2 separate regions of the Homo sapiens genome follow, and region 1 is linked to region 2. Evidence: chromatin contacts called from ENCODE Hi-C data. All regions are on one chromosome and are shown on one strand. Each heading gives the region's core, a stretch centred on a gene start or an enhancer-like site at or near the end of the contact. The rest is flanking DNA. Distances are from core to core; before and after follow the strand shown. Region 1 overlaps MACROD2 (mono-ADP ribosylhydrolase 2). Region 2 overlaps MACROD2 (mono-ADP ribosylhydrolase 2).

Region 1 (2,723 bases), core at 43-2,542, 620 kb before region 2:
TCCTTTCCAATTTTAATGCTCCTTATTTTTTCTTGCCTACATCCTCTGTCTGGAACTTTTAGTACAATGTTGAACAGCAATATTGAAAGCAAACATCCTTGTCTTGTTCTTAATTTTAAAGAGAAAGGTTTCAGTCTTTCACCATTGACCATGGTATTAATCATCAGGTTTTCATAAATGTCCTTTAACATGTTGAGAAAGTTTCTCCCATTTCTAGTTTTTGAGTATTTTTCTCATGAAAGGTTTTGGATTGTGTCAAATTCTTTTTCTGCACTGGTTAAGATAATTATTTTTTCCTTTGTTCTATTAATATGGTGTATTACATTGATTGCTGTTATCTTATTGAATGACTCTGGCATTTCTGTGATAAATCCCATTTAGTTATAATGTATAATCCTTTTAATATGCTATTAAATTGAGTTTGCTAGTATTTCTTGAGGATTTCTTCATCTATAATCATAAGGGATTTTGGTCCATAATTTTCTTATTTCTAGTGATGTCTTTGTCTGGCTTTGGTATCAGGATAAGCTGGCCACATAGAATGAGTTAGAACATGTTCCCTCTTCCATTTTTTGGAAAAGTTTGAGAAGGATTGCTGTTAATTGCTTAAATGTTGAGTAGATTCACCAGTAAAACCATCTGGTCTTAGGCTTTTCTTTGTTGGGAAGTGTTTAATTACTGATATAATTTCTTGTTATATAAATCTGTTCAAATTTTGTTTCTTCATGAGTCAGTTTTGCTACCTTGTATGCTTCTAGAGAATTGTCAATTTCATCCATGTTTTGTAATTTGTTAGCATACAATAGTTCAAATATTCTCTTATGATCTTTTCGTGGTAGAAGGTCTATAGAAATGTCACCACTTTCATTTCTGATTTTAGTTAAGTGCAACTTCTATTTTTTTCTGATTTCAGTTAAGTGCAACTTCTGTTTTCTTCTGATTTCAATTAAGTGCAACTTCTGTTTTTTTCTTCGTCTTGCTAAAGATTTGACAATTTTGTTGATCTTTTCAAGGATCTAACTTTTAGTTTTATTAACTATATCTCTGATGGCTAATTTTATGTATCAGCTTGACTGGTCCCAGACATTTGGCCAAACATCATTCTGGGTGTTTTTGTAACAGTGTCTCTGGATGAGATTAACATTTGAATTAGTAGACTGAGTAATGCAGACTGTCCTTCCTCCCTAATGTGCTTGGGCTTCAACCAGTTAACTGAAAACCTCAACAGTACAAAAAAAACTAAATAAAAAGAAACCCTTCTGCTTGACTACCTTTAGCTGAAACATTGCTATTTTTCTGCCTTTAGACTCAAACTGAAACACTGGTTGTTTTTGAGTCTGAAGCCTGCCAGACTCAAAAAGCCATTGGACTGGAACTTATATTCTCAACTTTTTTGGTTCTCCAGATCTTGGATCTTTTCAGCCTCCATTATCAAGTGAACCAATTCTTTATAATAAATATCTTGATAGAGATAGATAGACAGATAGATAGATAGATAGATAGATAGATAGATAGATAGATAGATTAGATGGATGGACAGAGATATAGATATCTTCTTAGCTCTGTTTCACTGGAGAACACTAATACTAATGTTTCTTCTTGAGTCAGTTTTGCTACATTGTATGTTTCTAGAGACTTGTCAATTTTATCTCTGTTCTGTAATAGTTCGAATATTCTCTTATGATATTTTTGTTGTAGGTCTATAGAAATATCACCATTTTCGTTTAGTCAGGGGAATTAGTCAAGGTCCTCCAGGTTTACTCTGATGTTTTTCTATCCTCTATTTCATTTATCTCTGCTCTAATAATTATTATTTCCTTTTTTAATACAAGCCTTGGGCTTAGTTTGCTTATTGTTTTCTACTTTCTTAAAGTGCAAAATTGGATTATTGATTTGAGATCTTTATTTTTAATGTTGGCATTTACAGCTATAAGTCACCCTCTGAGCACTGCTTTTTCTGCATCCTGTAAGTTTGTGTATGTGTGTTTTTATTTTCATTCATGTTTAGGAATTTTGCAATTTACCAGAGTGATTTCTTCTTTGGTTTATTGGTATTAAAGAGTGTGTTATTTAATTTTATTTTTCACATATTTGTGGACTTTCCAGTATTTTTTGTTGTTGTTGTTATTGGTTTCTAACTTCATGTCATTGTGGTCAGAGAAGATCACTTACATGATTTCAGTCTTTTCAAATTAATTGAAAATTGTTTTTGTGGCCTACCGTATGGTCTATTCTGGAAACAGGCCCAGAAGAAATTGAGAAGAATGTGTATTCAGCTGTTGTGGAATGGAGTGTTCAAAATCTCTGTCAGGTCTAGTTGGTGTATGGTGCTATTCAAGTTCTCTATGTCCTTCTTGGTCTCCATTTCAGTGTTCTATCCATTACTGAAAGTGGGATATTTAAATCTCTAATAGTTACTGTAGAACTATCTATTTCTCCCTTGAAGTCCATCAGTGTTTGCTTCATATCTTTTGGCTCTGTTGTTTGTTGCCTATATGTTTATAAATGCTATGGCTTCTTAAAGAATAGACTCTTTTATTAATATTTAATGTCCTTCTTTCTCTCTTTTAATAGCTTTTGACTAAAAGATCATTTTGCCTGATATTAGTAGAGCCACCCTGGCTTTCTTTTGGTTACTACTTGCATGGAATATCTTTATCCATATTTTTGCTTTGAACCCACATTTATCTTTAGATCTAAAGTAATCTCTGGAATCGTGTTTT
Region 2 (2,708 bases), core at 173-2,672:
ATAAAGCTTTCTAAATAGCATCATCAGTTTTCATTAGAAAAAGGGGAAGAAATTCAAAAGAAACATATCAATAAGATGAATTTATATATAAGCAAATCTTCATGTTCATGTCTAGGGATGAGAGGAAATCTTATTTATAAGTGCAGAGCTATAGAGAGAGACTGCCTGAGTTTGAATCCTTGCTCTACCCTTACTAGCTATGAGATCTTAGGAAAGTTGTTTAACCTCTCTGTGCCTGATTTTCCTCATATATAATAGGAATAATAACAGTAACTATCACAGAGGGTTGTTTTGAGGATTAAAATTTGATAATATTGCAGAAGTATCTGAACAGTGCCTATCACACCAAGCTCAGGGACATACAGAAGTGATCACCATGTTTTGTTAGACTGTCTTAGACTTTCTATACAAGGGTATTTCTCCTTTTAGTGAAACTATCTTTAATACACTGATATGATAATTAATTATACGAAGGGAAAATTGCACGGACTCTCATCTGCAGCAGCAAGTCCTGGTTTATAACGTAAAAATCTAATGAATTGCAGCAGCAAAGTTTCCATTCATTCATTTAACTAATAAGTTAAAACCTCATTATAATGTCATTTACTGTGCAGTGCAATTCAGCAGAGGGATCTCTCTTGGGCCTCAGCTAGAAGGATTTAATTACTGGATTACCAAGAGGACTTTCAGTCAAGTGGCATCACCGATGAGGCAAACTTGAAGGACAGAGTTATCAAGAGAGTCCAGCATCCTTTTTTAGAAGTATAAATGTTCAAGGGTTGATGTGGAAAACATGCAAGGCTTTCAAAAGCTTTCAGTTTAGACTACTCAGGATAGAATGAAAAGGTGGGAGAAAGTGAATAAGCATGCAACTCACATATTTATAATCCCAGAATGTCACAGGTAGAGTATCTACAGAATATAGATAGCAGTGACATATGGAAATACAAAAGGCAGAAGAGAAACCTGAGTGCTCCATAACTAAAGAAATCACTTTTGAGTCATTTCTGTTTTGCCCATTGCAAAGATAAAGCTAAAGACACTGATTCCCACTTATATTTTGTATATTTTTAAGCACCAATGTTTCAGCACATTTTCTGCTCATCTGTTAAGCTGCAGGCCTTATGACCACAGGAATTCCCTCATAGAAGGGAAATAAAAGAGATGAATTCGGGGGTCTCTATAGTCTTGGCATGCTACAGAACCCATTACTACAAACTGGAAAGCCCACTCTGAGGTCCAAGACAGTGGACTTCAGGCCATCAACAATAAGCCAAATCTCTCCAAGAAGGAGAGATTACTCTGGTGAGCCAGCTCACTCCTACAGCTCTAGCAGTGCCAGTTTCTGTTTTGAAAGCAAAATGCCTATGTTTGGTATGTAGATTATGACTGTGTCAGAGTCCAAATCAGCATGCATCATAAAGGCACCAACATTCACAGAGGGAAATGCATTTTACTACTGTAAGCAATTTAGTTCCCCTGTTTAAATGGATTTTATACAAAATGTGGATAGAATGGAATAAAATAAATGCACTCATCACGAATCTCTTTTTCCCTCAAAGTACTAAGCAAAGATTTTAGTTATCTGGCACATCTATTACACACACACACACACACACACACACACACACACACCACCATATGTCTTAACTGTCAAAGAACAAGCTTACTCATCTATGCCTAAGCATAACTGAATAGTTGAGTGATTGATATTCAGCTTCATAAGTGGAACTTTTTTTTACCTTTTGCTAGATACTCAATTATGATATAAAAGGTCCATAATGAAAATTTTTGAAACAGTTCTATAAAACTCAGCTTATAATATCATGAAATGTAATGCTACACGGCACGTTGCAAAATACAGCACCTAAGATCTTGCATGAAAAGAAGAAGTGAAAAATGAGTTTTCCCCAGACTATGGTCTATAGGTATATATTACACACAGAGACACACACACAAAATATGGTTAAAGTTCATCTCTCAAAGAATATTCATACTGCTCCTTTAATATAAGGAGAAGTTAAACTTTAAACTTCTAGATTTAAAATTTAAACTTTAAACTTCTAGATTTAAACTTTAAATTTCTAGATTTAAACTTTAAACTTCTAGATTTAAACTTTAAACTTTAAACTTCTAGATTTAAACTTTAAACTTCTAGATTTAAACTTTAAACTTTAAACTTCTAGATTTAAAAAGTTTAAACTTTAAACTTCTAGATTTAAAAAGTTTAAACTTTAAACTTCTAGATTTAAAAAGTTTAAACTTTAAACTTCTGGATTTAAAAAGTTTAAACTTTAAACTTCTAGATTTAAAAAGTTTAAACTTTAAACTTCTAGATTTAAAAAGTTTAAACTTTAAACTTCTAGATTTAAAAAGTTTAAACTTTAAACTTCTAGATTTAAAGTTCTGTGATAAAAGTTGATGCTTGAGGAAAAGAAATTAGTTTTCACATAGGTATTAAACTACATATTACTGGAATATATGCTTAAGAATATTTCTTCACAAATAGAGTGCAAGTTGTGAGACTGACGGCCTTCCTTGTAATAAAATAAGATTCTATTTCTGTAAAATTAATATTATCTCCCTGACTATCATGCTATTTCCTTCTCTGTCCCAAATAACAATGAACTCTGGCAGTCTACAAAGAGGAAGATGCCCAGCTTGCTCTGACACAAAATAATAAATAGATTTCTCATGTTGCTGCAAAG

The links. Hi-C counts contacts between places; a loop is a spot of excess contacts on that map. Pooled maps may share reads with other maps.
Region 1: a loop to region 2 is called in a pooled map, with 8 times the contacts of the local background. The contact joins two enhancer-like sites. A Hi-C loop is called at or near these places in 5 of 37 single-sample maps with no recorded cell type and 3 of 50 pooled maps.

The regions. Positions count from the first base shown.
Region 1 is chr20:15,316,285-15,319,007 of GRCh38, reverse strand. All of the region lies in intron 6 of MACROD2 (mono-ADP ribosylhydrolase 2), which reads right to left. Among named protein-coding and RNA genes, the nearest start is that of MACROD2-AS1, 390 kb to the right of the region's middle. Within about 2 kb of position 1,292, at least 2 of the 41 ENCODE cell types and tissues checked have a DNase peak (open chromatin) inside an H3K27ac peak, as active enhancers do.
Region 2 is chr20:14,699,450-14,702,157 of GRCh38, reverse strand. The region is part of intron 5 of MACROD2 (mono-ADP ribosylhydrolase 2); the gene reads right to left. Among named protein-coding and RNA genes, the nearest start is that of MACROD2-IT1, 150 kb to the right of the region's middle. Within about 2 kb of position 1,422, at least 2 of the 41 ENCODE cell types and tissues checked have a DNase peak (open chromatin) inside an H3K27ac peak, as active enhancers do.